Regions from separate parts of the Mus musculus genome. Here region 1 is linked to region 2. A link is a loop called in an ENCODE intact Hi-C map of the cell type or tissue named here. Cell type or tissue: left cerebral cortex. All regions are shown on one strand.

Evidence for each region. A loop is a pair of places that touch in the nucleus more often than their neighbours do. Peaks named below come from ENCODE experiments on the same cell type or tissue, not always from the same donor. Only the 100,000 strongest peaks of a DNase experiment are listed, where the experiment ranks them.
Region 1: it touches region 2 in a loop (2.0-fold over the local background); 3 of 42 quality-filtered maps call a loop at or near these places.

What each region holds. Positions count from the first base shown.
Region 1 is chr8:23,481,765-23,489,764 of GRCm38, reverse strand. No RefSeq gene overlaps it. Among named protein-coding and RNA genes, the nearest start is that of 4930413E20Rik, 49 kb to the left of the region's middle. In left cerebral cortex, no CTCF peak of the experiment used is centred here; a DNase peak (open chromatin) is centred at 3,512.
Region 2 is chr8:23,407,908-23,415,907 of GRCm38, reverse strand. Sfrp1 (secreted frizzled-related protein 1) reads right to left here and starts at 4,406. Exons shown (of 3, transcript NM_013834.3): 1 at 3,580-4,406. The coding sequence starts at 4,123. In left cerebral cortex, no CTCF peak of the experiment used is centred here; DNase peaks (open chromatin) are centred at 3,786 and 4,475; H3K4me3 peaks cover 1,559 bases.

The DNA of each region.
Region 1 (8,000 bases), 74 kb before region 2:
TGTCCCTCTTTTCATGATCTTCCTTTGTCCCTGGTTCATGATCAGCCACAATTGTCAGTCCTTGCTCTTATGTCTAGTCCATATATTGAACTTCTATCAGACTGCCCATCAGTGGTTTCCAACCTGTGGGCTGTGACCCCTTTGGAGGCTGACATATCAGATATTTACAGTACAATTAATAACAGTAACAAAATTAGTTATTAAGTAGCAATGAAATAGTTTTATGGTTGGAGATTATCACAAGAACTGTATTAAAGGGCCACAGGATTAGGAAGGCTGAGAACCACTGCCCTAGATGGACACAGAAAATGAGGTGCTCTGGTGGCCTATAACCATGGTGATCTCTTCTTTCTTGAGTCCTTAGACTCTGTTTAGCAATAGTGATGCAACACTGTCTACACTTACTCTCATCCACTCATGTAAACAACTCTTTTAAGGGAACACATAGATTTGCTTAGATGAAAATCTCAGTTTCTCAGACTTCCACCCCTCCTGACTTTTGTATAAAATAGCCTATGGGTTTATAGGAGGAAAATGGCTTGCTGGTCCTGGGTCAATGAGATCCAAGTGCCTTAGGTTTGGTATTTTCTTTCTTTTCCCAACTGGACATAATCTCTATGCACTAGAAAGATGGTTGGGTTGTCATCATAACATCATGTAGGGTGAAGAATGGATCTCTCGCCAGGTGGTCCTGATTATCTTTGTTGACTGCACCTTGGCTGTTCTTAGCAACACTGTATCCTTGCCAACCCATTGGATTATTACTACCTAGGAAGTTCAGCACTGACACTGATTGGTCACCTCCTCTTGCTATGATGAATGTCACAGTAAGTCTCCAGCTACCAGCCCAATATCTACCCACATAGTGGTAGAAGGAAAGCCCCAAGACCTTCCGGGGACACTGTGTGCTACAGACAAACGTAGCTGTCCCTAGCATGATGTATGATAAGCTTTTTTTTTTTTTTAATATGGAGCTCACCTTCCAGTTACTGTCAACTTGACACAATCACTGAGAGGATTAGTGAGTCTATCTCCAAACATGTTGATGAGAGTGTTTCTAGGGACAATTAGACTATAAGAACTCTGACATAATCAAAGAATGGCACTATTGAGAGGTGGCCATAGGTAAGAGGTAGACCCATTTGAAGGAAGTAGTCTCTGGAAGTAGATTTCTGGGGGTTTTAATCTATCCCTGTCTTCTTCCTGTAATGCTTTTCCCTGCTTTCTGATCAGCTATGTAGTGAATGGTTATTCCTCATCTTTAGCTCTTGCCATCTGGTCATCTATACAGCAAACAGATGTCCTCTATCTCCAGTTCTTGCTGTCTTGTCAGCTAAGTCATGAATGGCTGTCCTCCACTGCCAGTTATTGTTGTCATGAGGTTCTGTCCCACAAACAATGGCTCTTGCCCTCTGGGACCATGAGCCAAAATAAATCTTTTTAGAAGTTGTGTCTACCAAGTATTTTGTCATGACACCACAAAAGCAACTAATACACAAGCCTCGGTCTGGAAAGGATAATCTAACAAGCCAGCTGCCTACCAGTCCCATCCTTTCCTCTTATGACTCTATTCTGAAGGCTAGAAAGGGGTCTGCTTGTGTTTTGCTTTTCCTACATCACACATTCTTTCCCTCCAACTTCATGCAAACAAACTTTTCTACTTGCTATGGTAGGTATCTTTGAGATAGGCAATTCAAGCTCAGTTGCCGAGATATGGAAATCTGTTGAAAGACCCATTGAAAGATCAGATCTGAATACCAAGGACTAAATATCGAGTTGTCTTTTCCCTGCATTGAAAAATAAATAAATTTCATATTCACTTCCACATTCAAATATACAAAAACACTTGGGGCAGATCCATGGAGTGCTGTCTAAAAGAATTTAGTGCAAGGATGCACACACTCTGCACCTGTGCTCTTCCAAACAGTAGCCACTGGCAGTGTGTGACCACTGAGCATCTGAAATATGGGCAATGGGCCAGAGACTGACTCCCAATGACTTAAGGACAAACCCCCCCCCCCCCGGCTTCACCTTTTGAACTTCTCACCCCCTCCGAGTAGCACAGAGCACGAGAGCAAGCCTTTAACACTGGGCTTTAGGGAGATGTTCCAGATCCAACCTTTAGGAGACAGATAGAGAAAGCCATCAAAAGCACGACTCAAAGAAGGGCCCACATCCTCAACAGCAGCTTGTTTTGAAGATTAGCTGTTTTCCAGCGCAATAATGAAGAATGGTGTTCATACAATGTCATGGTTAATCATAAATGCCAATGTGACTGGATTTCTGATCACCTAGGACACACACATCTGGATATGTCCAGAGAGGTTTAACTGAAGTGGGGAAACTCACTCTAAATATGGTCAATGCCATGCATGAACTGGGATCGCAGACCAAATACAAAGAAGAAAGTTAACAGGGCGTCAACATTCATCTCTGCTTTCTGATCATGGATACAACATGACCTGGTATTCCAGCCACCACACCTTCCCTGGTGGAATGGTCTGTACCTTCAAACTATGAACCCTCAAACTGTGAGCCAGCTCTCAAACTGTGAGCCCTCAAACTGTGAGCCAAAATAAAACCCTTAGTCTCTGAAGTTGCTCTTGTCAGATATTTTGTCACAGCAAGAGACAAGTAACTAATACTTCTAGCTTTTGGGCACTTTCTTATCTAGCTTAAACCCCAAAACACAGAGAGCTTCAGTAATATCCCCGGGGTCCAGGAAGAATTCAGTGTCTTATTTGAAGCCATGTGCCTGGAACTGGCTATACTCTATTTTGGCATAGAGTCAGGAATGGGTGTGAAGAGGAAGGTGCCAGAAATAATACGCTAGATGGAAGGAGTGATCCTTTGGGAAAGCTGTTGACAGAATGAGCATAGTGCAATGTAGTCCAACACAGCACCAAACTTGATATTACTCAAAGCACTGATACCCTAAACTCATACGTGCTCTCCTCTAGCCTTTAGGTAGCAACCCTTAGAGTCTCCGGTTAATGATCTTTATGCTCAAACATGTTTCAGCTTGTCAAGCTATTTGTTTGGACCCTGCACCCTCCCCCCAACCCTGTGGCAACAGCAAAGAAGGACTCGGAGATCCGTCTGAAGTGAGTGAAAGGTAAGGATTTTAACCTCTCTGCCTTGACTCCAAGTCCATGGTATTTTTCTGTCCAGTCAAGGACTGACTGCGTGTCCCCAAGATCAGTAGTGATCACTCTGCTGCATAAGTCGCCTCCTCTCCAGCCACTGCAACAGAAGAAACAAAAGTTCCATCATTCTTTAGTTACTTATATCATGAATAATCAGCCACATCTCACGAATAAGTCGAGAGAGTTGCAGAGCTCCCACTAAAGAGGAATCTATGTCCCTTCATGGCAAGGGTGGAGCCAGCTGAGATGTGAACCTGTGATGTAAACACATGTCCTGTTAGCAGTAAACCCAGCCTAGGCTAGGCCTGCCAGCCCATCTGCCAGAACATGTCTCTATTAGTCAGTGCATCTCCTCCCTCGTGACTGCTTTGCAGAGCTCACACAGGCAAACTGCTGACTCAGGCAGTTCTCCAGCTGACTGATGCACCAGAACTTCTGCATGGTTGTTTGTGAGAACATGCTCTGTGCACAATCCCTTTTCTGTACCCGGAAGGGGCTTACCTTCCGGTATGTTCTGGTATGTCTCCTGTGGCTTAGGATCTCAGAATGGTAGGCAGCTTACCCTTCCTCCGCTGAACTGACACCAGATCCTCCAGGCCCAGGTAGCTCCATCACTCCAGCCAGCTTCCTTCCCTTCAGGCCACATTCTAAGAAGAGGCTCTTTGTTTCCCCAGAACAGCAGTAGCTTTCCTATTAGGCTCTTTAGAACCACTCACTGGGAAGCTAATTCTTCCTATATAGCCAATGCTCCAGGCCTATCCTTACAGGAAATTTAAAGGGAGTGGAAGTGATAGGGCTTATAACTAGAAGAATGGCTCATTCTGTCCTGGATGTGTGGCTGCAAGCAAGCCATTTCACTCCTCTCTCTCTCTCCCTCCCTCTCTCTCTCTCTCCCTCTCTCTCCCTCGCTCACTCGCTTGCTCCAATTTTCAGCAGTACAAGGAAATGAGCATGTCACAGTCTGCATTCATTCATTTATACTCTTATTAAGCACTGACTGGGTGCCAGTGCTTTGCCAGGGAGTTTGGGAACCACTATTACGTGTGCAACACACACACACAGGCCCTGTTGCTCGTGAGCTTCCCGTTAAGTTCTCAGAGAAAACTAGTCCCCTAGTTGGGTGTGGCACCCGGAACCCATGAAGTCACTTTTCACTAATGACTGTGGCCTCGGTCTGCTCTCTTGCGCCAGGCTGCTATGAACAGCACATTAGGACAGAGTAGGCCATTTTGTGGAGAATATTGGGATAAGAAATGTCAGGGGCAGGGTGGATTTGATTGTGTCCTGGATGGAGGCAGAGAACTCTATTAGGCAGTTCCTGAGTAGAAATGTAGAGTATACCACAGCCCCACAGTCTCAAGACCATTCATGTGTGACAGCAAGAAGGTTCTTGCTAAGGAGAGCCAAGAAGCAGGGTGAGACCAGTCAGGGTTCTCAACCTTAGAGCAGTTCTGCCCCTGAACCAGATTGACCAGGCTCGCTGCTGTAGGGGCTACTCCCAGAGTCTGCACAGGACACATAAGCTTATCATACAGAGACAGGGAAGGTGTGAGATGGCCAAGTAGGCAAAAGTGTTTGCCAAGTAAACCGGATGACCTCTATTGGATACCTGCTTCCCATGGCAGAAAGAGAGAATCAACTCCCACAGGTTTTCCAGAATGAGTCAGGGAGGAACAGATTCCATAGGGTTCTATTCTAGTCTCAGAAGAAAGGCAAGAATGCTTGGGTAGCCTGCAAGGGGCAGGCAGCCAGGGGTCCTTGATCTCTTGTCAACTACCAAGGCAGTGACAGCATCGTGGCAGCAGTGACTTGAGTCTGGTGTCTTAGTTAGGGTTTTACTGCTGTGAACAGACACCATGACCAAGGCAACTCCTTTTTTTTTTAAAAGATTTATTTATTTATTTATTTATTTATTTAGGTATTTTCTTCATTTACACTTCAAATGCTATCCCAAAAGTCCCCCATACCCTCCCCCCCCCACTCCCCTACCCACCCACTCCCACTTCTTAGCCCTGGCATTCCCCTGTACTGAGGCATATAAAGTTTGCAAGACCAAGGGCCTCTCTTCCCAAAGATGGCCAACTAGGCCATCTTTTGCTACATATGCAGCTAGAGAAACGAGCTCCGGGGGTACTGGGTTAATTCATATTGTTGTTTCACCTATAGGGTTGCAGAGCCCTTTAGTTCCTTGGGTACTTTCTCTAGCTCCTCCATTGGGGGCCCTGTTTTCCATCCAATAGCTGACTGTGAGCATCCACTTCTGTGTTTGCCAGGCACCGGCATAGCCTCACAAGAGACAGCTATATCAGGGTCCTTTCAGCAAAATCTTGCTGGTGTATGCAATGGTGTTAGTGTTTGGAGGCTGATTATGGGATGGATCCCTGGGTGTGGCAGTCTTTAGATGGTCCATCATTTCATCTCAGCTCCAAACTTTGTCTCTGTAACTCCTTCCATCAGTGTTTTGTTCCCAATTCTAAGAAGAGGCAAAGTGTCCACACTTTGGCCTTCGTTCTTCTTGAGTTTCATACAAGATACAATTTGCAAAACATATTTATTTATTTTATGTATATGAGTACACTGTAGCTGCACAGATGGTTGTAAGCCTTCATGTGGTTGTTGGGAATTGAATTTTAGGACCTCTGTTCACTCTGGTCGGCTCTGCTTGCCCGGTCCCTGCTTGCTCTGGTCCAAAGATTTATTTATTATTATAAATACATACACTGTAGCTGTCTTTAGACACACCAGAAGATCTCATTACAGGTGGTTGTGAGCCACCATGTGGTTACTGGGATTTGAACTCAGGACCTTCAGAAGAATAGTCAGTGTTCTTACCTGCTGAATCATCTCGCTAGCTCTCCAAGGCAACTCTTATAAAGGACATCATTTAATTGGGACTGACTTACAGGTTCAGAGGTTCAGTCCATTATCATTGTGGCTGGCGCTGGAGATGCTGAGAGCTCTACCTCTTGTTCCAAAGACTGCTAGGAGAAGACTGACTCCTATGTGGCTAGGAGGAGGGTCTCAAAGCCCTCCCCCACAGTGACACACTTCCTCTAGCAAGGCCACACCTACTCCAACAAGGCCACACCTACTAATAGTGCCACGCCCTGGACCAACCATATTAAAACCACCACACCTGGCCAGCCAGGTGGGTCCAAGATCCAGAGGTGAATGCTTTGGGAGAAAGAACTCTTCCCCAAGTGTTAAAGCTCAGTAAAGATAGCCACTCTCAGATGATCCTCAGTGAAATAACTTGTGTGCTTTATTTCATACGGACAGGGACTATATAAACATTGGTGAGTGGGGTGGGATTTAGGGTAGGTGTTTCCTATTGGCACAATTTGAGAAGCTAGTGATGCTCTATTTACATGGGGAAGGATGGACTTCATGCATTAAATGACTGCCCATGGTCCTCTCAGTGGAGTGTCTTGGTTACATGTTCCAGAGCAGGTATAGACACGGATATAGACTCTTGCCAATATCAAGTCTCGAAGATTCCTAGAGTCCAGTTCTTCTGTCTGGTGGCCTGGCCCACTTGCCCTACACCACACTCTAGATAGGATAAAATGAAACTTTTGAAAAGATAGAAACAAAGCTAACCAGACTCCCAAGGAACAGCTTACCCGAGAGCGGCAACCTTCGGTTTGCCTCTTGCCCACACATTTGATTCTGCCTGGGTCATCTGTAGCATGGTTTTCATTTCTTGGAACCCAAAGCTTGTCAGCTTTCAATCCGCAGCCCCAAGGACAAGCTCTCATCATTTTCTAAAAGGTCAACATTTCTGAACTTGGCTATTGTACAACCTCTATAACTCTGTTGCCCTCTCCTCGGAGCCCCTCCCACTGAGGGAGTTGCAGTCTTTCACGCTGAATTCCTTCCATTCTGGAGAGTCTCCTATCTGGATGTTTAAGTACTTTTCTTTCTTTTTTCTTTTTTTTTTATGTCTCACGCAAACTTTTGTGGTAAATCTTGTATGGTTGGATGGCCAGTGGGTTGACTTGAGGTCACTTATGACACTTTGCCCCGAATAGTGAGATCATTATGCTGAGAGTACTAACTAGCCCTGAAAGGCAAAGGACAGAGACGCAGGTCTCAGGCTGCCTAAGAAAGCACTTACAGGCATACGCAGGGCAGAGCCGGTTCTGATGGGAGATAGAGCCAAATGTGCCAACTTTTATAGAAACATGCAGAAAGCAACGGGTTGAGCTGGCAAGAATTGCGGGCAGATTCTCAGACATTCAGTTTCCTAAGTCCATCTGGTCTCCAAGAATCTTGACTATGTCACTGGCCTCCTTGGTCTTATCATTCATCCCACTGGTAAATCACAAAGAAATTCAAGAATCATTTTCATTCAGTTGTGAAAGTCTGTGGCTTAGATACAAAAGACTCAGGCCTCTCAAGTGGAAAGAATTACTGACTGCCACATGATCTGGTTGAAAGCTATAAAGAGAGAATTAAAATTCCATTCTCCAAGGCATATAAAGGTCAGAGGTCTCCAAGCCCATGACCCCCCCTTCCTAGCACCTTTCACATACAATAAGGCCACAGACGCCTGCTAGTACTGGAAGGCCAACTCCTCTAGCCTGGAACTCTGAAATGAAACGATGTTTGGCTTTGTGGGATTGCTTAATGCATAAGTTACAGGAAACAATGATTAATAGTAGGTATTTTGTGTGTAGACTCATCAGTTTTAGAATGAGCCTTCCGAGGCCTATATGAAAACCACTAGAGCAGATAGAATGGATAAGTTCTGCTCTTTCCTGCTAAGGCTTGGTTCTACCAGGTGAGAGTTACCACTCAAACTCAGTGCGAGCTGAAGAACTGAATCCAGCTCGTGGGGAATGAGAATTCCCA
Region 2 (8,000 bases):
ACACCAGAGCTTGTGACTGGGTTCTGGAAGTAACGTTTCTGAATAAAAACAAACAAACAAACAAGCAAACCTCTTTCCCAGAAATCTCCATCGTGGTATCTGCTTTCCATGTAAAGTAAGAAAGAAAAAGGAAGGGAAGTTGTAGACAGAACCAAGTGACCTATAATAGGAAAATAAACTCTGTGTTTGGGTTTCCTCTCTGTTTTTTGTGGTTGCTGTTTCTTCTTTCTTCTTTCTTCTTTCTTCTTTCTTCTTTCTTCTTTCTTCTTTCTTATTCTTCTTTTCTCCTTCTCCTTCTCCTTCTCCAAGTAGAAGTTATCACATTGCAACGTTCAAGGTATAAAACATTGAACAAGGCATTCTAGGTCTCCTTCATACACCGCAAAACGCTACTGGCATTCCCAGGCTCTGCACTCCAACAGGACAGGAGGTTTCAGCCTGTGGATTGAGCCCAGCCTGCAAGCACTCTCAGGGGCTTCTGGGGGCCAGGGGGTGCAGGGTGATGGGTGGATCACCGTGTATTCTCAACATGGCTTTCCGTCCTCTCAGTACTTCCAGCCAAGAGTTGAGCAGCTCTCGCTAGAGAGAGGAGAGTGTGTAATGCAATATTAATCTCTGCCCCTTGTGTGTGTCTGGGGCCCTGCATGGCTGCCTCACAGAAGCAACCAACTGAGACTTCCATTGGACAGGTAAACCGAATCAAGACGGTAAAGTGTGAAGCCAACGAATGCAAGACTTAAAGGTTTTGTGTTTCCTTATTGGTTATGAGGAAGGGGAAGGGGAAAGGCCAACGCTGAAGCCAGGACTAAGATTGCTTTGTGAAAAATCAATGTGTATAGGGAGAGAGTGGGGGAGAGGAGCTGGGAGAGGGGTGAGGGGAGGCAGGGGGATTGATTTTCCCTGGCTCACTAAGGAGAGAGGAGGAAGCACCATAACAGAGTGAGGGAGAAATGAGGGCCCCTGGCCTCTCCAGTCTGTGACTTAACCTGGCTGATTTAATGCACAGCGTGTCTAAACAACAGGACCGAACAAGACAGGCTCGCTCTTCCAACTCAGTGAAACCCGGCAGGGAAGGAGAGCGACCATTTATTAAATGAATGCAATGTATGTCCAAGACTTAAAAGTCAGTTTCCTCGGACGGACGGACGGCATAATTGCTTTTCCTGACAGAAGCTAGGGTACCGGGAGCAGCCACTGTTTGAAAGAGAGGGAGGAAAAAAAGTCTTTGGCTCATTACTCAGGATTGGACTTACCTTTAATAACAAGGAGCTTGCCTATCTTCCCAAAACCTGTGTCCAAGCTTACTCGAAGATGTAGTGCTATGTTGAAATTTTAGATCTCCGTATTAGGGATACAGGATAGACGAGGAACGGAACAAGGCACCTGTGTGGAACTTACTATCATCCCAAAGTCCCAGGGCTTGCTTGTTCCAGAGCCACCAGCCTAAGGTTTTGAGGACCAGTAGTGTAATCTGTCTTAACCTTTTCCCTAAACAGCTTACACTCAACTGACAGACAGTCCTGAGGGGCAAAAGTGCGTATCCATCGTGCAGGACACCTTCCTAGTGATGTCTCTCTGGAAATCAAAATCACTTAAGAGAAAGCCAGCCTACCCAGAGAAAGCCTGCCAGATAACACACACACACACACACACACACACACACACACACACACACACCTTGATTCAACAAAGAATTCCTCCATCTGAGCACGGGACAAGGAGGAGACAGATACATGGAACCACACAGAGGCATCCATAAATGAGTAGAGGGTGAGTGTACCCTTGCCCTGCCCATCTCTTGGAGGCACTTGTTTGTGTGGCCACTCCCTCAGAAACAGCACCACACACACACACACACACACACACACACACACACACACACACGCAATCTGGTCCTCTTGCCCGCAAACATCAGACCCTTTACACAAAACTGTTTCTCACAAGGCATCCATCCACTTTAAGCCCACCAATGGCCCCAGCAAAGGGTAATCAATCAGTGGCCATGGGGAATGGACAGAATTCAAGCAAAGTTGGCCACAGGCTCTCTGGGAAGGCAGGAGCTAGAAAGGAAGCTGAGGTCTGCAGGGGGCTGAGGAGGTAGGAGGGGAGGACAGCTCAATGGGGATTGAAAGCACAGTGCTGGCCTAGGGAAATGCTCAGCCCCCAGTGAGCCATCCCAAATGGCTACACATACCAGCCCTGAGGACAGAGGTGCCCCGGGCTACCATTTACCTTACAGGCTGGGGCCCACGCCAGACAAGGGCAATCACTTTGGACCTACCTTCCTCCCTAGAATGAATAGGAGCCTTCAGACTTTCCTCATGCCTACCCCAGTCCTCACTCTGGGGCAGCAAAATGAGGCACCAACAAGAGGCACTTGGCAGTGCGTGCACTCCTGTAACCCTAGAACTGAGGAGCCTGAAACAGGAGGAATTTGTGTTCAAGACCAGCCTGGGCTGAACACCAAGAGACTAAGACCCTGCTTCAGAAAGCCAAGACACTCAACACTCGAAGATAAGTAAAGTCTCCCCTTCAGAAATGGCCAGGAGGTGCCCACTTCTGTGACAAGGGCCACTGGACAAGAATATATGTTATATACTCCTAAGGCTCGCCTCACAGGAATGAACACAGTCAGGATTCATACCACCAGCATGCTGTGGTGCAGCTATGAGTTCTGTGTGTGTTTCTAGTTTGATTTTGTTTGAGTCTCCAGATTTTCTTTTTCCCTCTCACATGAAAATTTCCCTTTAAATACAGGGTTCCCAAGAGAAATTCGGGCCCCCCAGGGTTCAGTATTTGCAGCACCCAATTTGCAGGTCCTCACCCTTCCAGGAGGAGATAAACAATGAGCTAATTACATTTTTATCTTTCTAATTACCCAAGGATTTGTGTGAAGGAGAGAAGCAGGGGGTAAGCAAGGCTGGGGCACCAGAGGTTTTTGCATCCCCCTTGGTTTGCTAAACTCAAGGTTGCTGCCTGAATTTAGAGGGGAAGAAAGAGAAGTTGCGCTTTCTAAACTTCTTTCCTCTTCCAGATCTGCAACACGACTGGAAGATAAGCTGAGCAAAGAGGATTTCTTGTTGATGGTTTTGTTTTTAGAGAAAAAAATTACAAACTTATGAAAATAAATCCCTCCGTCTTACGTTTGGGGTTGTTTGTTTGTTGTTGTAGTTTGAGCGAGTGGTTTTCCAAGGGAGCAGTGTCTGTCTCGGATGTTAACAGTTTTGGAACAGGACACCGCACTCTCTCTGAAGAGATAGACGTCCTTTTATTTAAAACCTAAGCTTTGCTTTCTTTCAGGTATGGAAAACGCCAGACTGGAGCTTAGGAAGAGCAGCTCCAGGTCTCCCCTCGCCCCCCCCAACCCCCCCCCCCCCACGGCCGAGGCTCACCAGCCATCAGGGAGTACCTGGAGCGGGAGAAGCGCCAAGCGATGCCTGGGCCTCCCAGAAGCTTTAGGGATCGGGTCTGCACACCTTGCGGGTTGCGGTGCGCGGCTCCTGAGCTTTCCCCCTCTACAGCCCTGGGCCAGTGCGGATGGGCGCGGGGGTTCGCGGGCGTGGGAAGGCATACCCTTACCTTGGGGCTTAGAGGCTTCCGTGGTATTGGGCGGGGTCATGGCGATGCAGACGTCGCCCTCGGGGAACTTGTCACATTTGAGCATCTCGGGCCAGTAGAAGCCGAAGAACTGCATGACCGGCTCGCACGAGTCGCGCACGGCCTCGCAGAGCCAGCGACACGGGTAGATGGGCCGGTCCAGACAGACGGGCGCGAAGAGCGAACAGAGGAAGACCTGGGTGCCCATGTGGCAGTTCTTGTTGAGCAGCGGCACCCAGCTGCTGGCCTGCTGCTTCACCTCTGCCATGGTCTCGTGCTCCAGCAGGTTGGGCAGCACCATCTTCTTGTAGCCCACGTTGTGGCACAGCCTCAGGTCCACCGGGATGTCCACGCACTGCGGGGGCTTGGTGTAGAAGCGCCCGCTCTGATACGAGCCGATGTCGGACTGGAAGCTCACGTAGTCGTACTCGCTGGCCGAACCCGCGGCCAGCAGAGCGGCGGCCAACGCCAGCAGCACTCCCGAGGCGGCCCCGCCGCGACCCCGCGCGCTGCGCCCGACGCCCATGTTGCTCGGCGACGTCGGGGCTGCCCACGCTGCCTTCACGCGCGCGTCCCGCTGCAAACTTCCCGGAGCCTCCGGGGACAAAGGCGCAGTGCCGGGCCCCGTCCGGCTCGGCGGCTGCGCGCTGCTCCCCGGGTCTCCGATCGATGGGGTCCTCCGCTGCAGCAGGTCGCCGCGGCGGGGCTGGCGCGGGGCGGGGAGCGCGCGGGGCCGAGTGCTGTCCCGGCTCGCAGAGGCGCGGCGGGCTGCGGGCTGCTGCACCTACTTGCGACGCTGCAGCTCGAATGCGCGGTGTGCGGGTGGCCGAGCCCTGGATCTCCCCGCGCGCAGCCAATCAGCTCCGCGCTGCCGGGAGCCGCTCTCCACACCGCGTCAGTCAGCCGCGCAGTTAACCAATCGCCGCGCCGGCCAGAAGGATCGGTTTACTAGAACTAGACCCAGGTCAACACCCCTTAAAAAGCAAAACCAAAAACTAAGCAAGTACTTTCGAAGGAGGCAAAAGCAAAAGGGAGAGAGTAGTTAGAAGTGCGGGGTGGGTGGAGTCGGAGTTGGACGCTGTAATTAGAGTGAGTCGGTTTGTTTAAAAAAAAAAAAAAGGACTCTTCATAATACTTGCAAATTGATGCAGTTGTGAAGACTTTTTTCTACTTCTTTTCCTAGTTCCAAGGAACAACGCAACAGACCAGCAGCCCTTCGCTCCACGGTTTTAATCTTAGCTGCTTCCCAGCTGCTCGGATGGGCAGGCTGAATTTAGGGAGCTCTTTTAAATTCCCGGGGAGTCTGGGCTTTTGCAAAGACTAAGAGAAGGTGGTGTTTGTGGCTGTGTTCCAGGTGACCGAAGGTAGAACGGGAAAGGGGCTCACTGCGGAGAAGAGCACTGATCATGTGGGTATTAGCTCCCAAGGACAGTTGACGTTTTTAAACGATGTTTTTAAGACCCTACTCAAGTCTCAGCTCTGCAGACAACACATATGTGCACAAACTTACACACACACACACACACACACACACACACACACACAGACGCGTTTGTGGATTAGAAAGCCAAAGCACTAAAAATACCAGCAGTACTGGGTGGGTGGATACCAACTCAAGATACACATGCTAATTCAGAGGTCAAAAACCAAAGGTGTGTCACCCCCTCCCGCATAAGGCAGAAGCCAGGCAAGAAAGAATAACTAAGTCGTCCTCTAGCCTCCCCCACCCCTGACCACACACACCCACTACTCACTTCCTGGGAATTGCTTGAGTGTTCCAAATACTCCCCTTACATTCAGAGAGCTAGGGGTGGGATCTAGAGTAGAGAGGAGACCGCACAAGCAGCCGGAGAAGTTCTCTGGATCACCTCATTCTGTGTTCTTCATAGTGGGTGGAGGGGCAGCAGAGGATGCAGTGTGTTGCGGTACTGGGTGGCAAATGGGTCGCCACTCCTAGTTGCAAAGCCCAACACAGTGGGAGATGCCGCTGGCCCAGGCGGCTGGTTTATAAAGCTCTGGGGAGTCTTGCTTTCCACTCAATAGACCCAATTTCTCCTTTCCGAGTAAAAGCTCCGGAACTTGCAAAGATGCGGGGATCCCTTCTTAAAGCAATCATACACACGCTGATGCTGTGACTCTACTGCGGGAAGCAGCTGCAGCAGGCGGTCAACATGCCTGTCCTTCCTAGGCTGATGAAAGATGCCCAAACCAAACAGGCACATTTGGGTAAGGGAGAAAGTCCATGCGGAGCAAGACTGTGGATGGCCAAGGGTTAATCAAGAAACAGCCCGCAGTGCTCTCCTCCCCGAGGAGCTAAGGAATCACATTCTTCAGCCAGCACAGAGGGCAGGAGACTAGGCAACTGTGTCTCAATTCAGTGGCAGTCAGGGCTGGAACTGCTTGCTAGAGGGTCCTGGTACTCTCCCCAGACCAGATCCTCTTTCTGAGTTCAAATTCTTTCCAAGTTCGCGTCTTCACTGGAAATATTCATGTTGGTAGATAAACAGCCTTTGCCCTCTACTTTAACGTAGTCTCAAGATTTAACCCACTCACCCCTCACTCACCTGTGTACAGTTCTCCCAAATAGAAGGATGTGGGTCTATCCTCTGTTACCCTGCTGGGAATGAGTGCAAGTGAATCCACCTCTGGTGGCTTTGGAGGTCTTCATCAATCCATTCTAGGAAGAACTAACCTATGTCCAGTCAGCATTGTTGACTTAGATGTCGTAGTCGTCGTCGTCGTCCCCCCCCCCCCCCCGTGGTCACAACTATGCTTTGCCCTCTGGGGCTAAGCTATGGGCACAGCTATCATGTTGGGTAAGGAATGTTAGTAGTTGTGTATTTCTGACTCCTAAGGTCCAGCTGGGAAGGGAGGCCTCTGAGTCTTGATCCCACTGATGGATGTCCATCGCATTGAGATGGAGAATGTCCCTGTAGACCACACTACAGCACAGTGTCAGCCAAGGCAGTCTGCGCCTACTCCCTAGTTTTCAGGTCAGCAGATCTCTCATACTTTAAACTCTAATCTCCCCTTCTCTGATAGTATATGCCCGGGAGAAAATTCTAGAACAAAGGGTGTTTAAAATGCTGTTGTCCTAGAGCCGCTCCCAGAAGCCTTGGCTTCAGAGTTTCGGAACTGTGGACCAGGAGAATGCCCTGGCTTCTTCCAGCCCTAACAGTTTAGGTGAGCAGGAACAGAGTATAGCTTTGTACCCTGCCTTTCATTTCTCACCTTGGGAAAGCTCTGGGTTTTCCCACACAGTGAGGTGCCCATACATGAAAATTGGAAAGGACTTTTCCATTGCTTCACCACGGCTTAAGGGGACATCCACTGGTCTTGAAGTTGACAGGAGATCGGGATCACGGAGAAGCCTCCCAGTGCCTTCCACACAGAGAACTTAAAACTAGGAGAGGAGGGTGCTCCCTGGGCTGTGGCTCATCTTCCATTCCATTAACTTTTATCCTCTCTGGAAATGTGAGCCTTTAAGTTGGGAAACATATTATATGGCCTCAGTCATGCCCCCAACATGCACACCCCGTATCTCTGGACAATAGCCTGTTGCCATACAAAACTATACATGTTCATTCAGCTGCTTGTGACCAGCCGCTCTGCTACTTATAAAGCACAGGGTGTGAACACTCAGTCTGCCTAGTGGCACCAGAACACAGAAAGCAAAGACAGACAGATCCCTATAAGGTTGAGGCCAGCCAGGACTACACAGTGAAACCCTGCTCCCCCCCAAAAAAATATTGAATTATCACTATCCAGGATGATATGAGGTACACTTCCAATCATATATGAATGCCTTTACACAGTACTCACTGTGAGATACCATGAAACACGGGACTATGTCCTGAGACAGACTTCCCTAGTCTACCTTTGAGTGAGTGAGTAACTTTGAATCTCCTGACTCCTTTACCAACTGACTTGTCCCTCGGTGTATGTAGGAAAGTCTGGAAATAATCTTAAAGGTTTAGTCAAGCCTGGTTCTGTGAACCTATGAGAAGACCATGACAGGGAGGTCAGAGGTTCTAAAAGGGAACCTACTACTGTTACTTAGCTCAGTGGTCATTGTCTTAGTTACGGTTTTCCTGCTGTGAAGAGACACCATGACTGAGGCAAGTCTTATATGAGCATCTCACCTCTTGTTCTGAAGGCAGCTAGGAGAAGACTGGCTTCCAGGCAGCTGGGATGAGGGTCTTAAAGCCCACATCCACAGTGACACACTCCTTCCAACAAGGCCACACCTACTCCAAGAAGGCCACACCTCCAAATAGTGCTACTCCCTAGGCCAAGCATATACAAACCATCACAGTCACAATGCCAAACTATTCTCTAAATACTCATGTTTATAGCCATGGGCTAGTACTGCTCTCAGCTGTTGTCAGAGAAACTCCTTATGC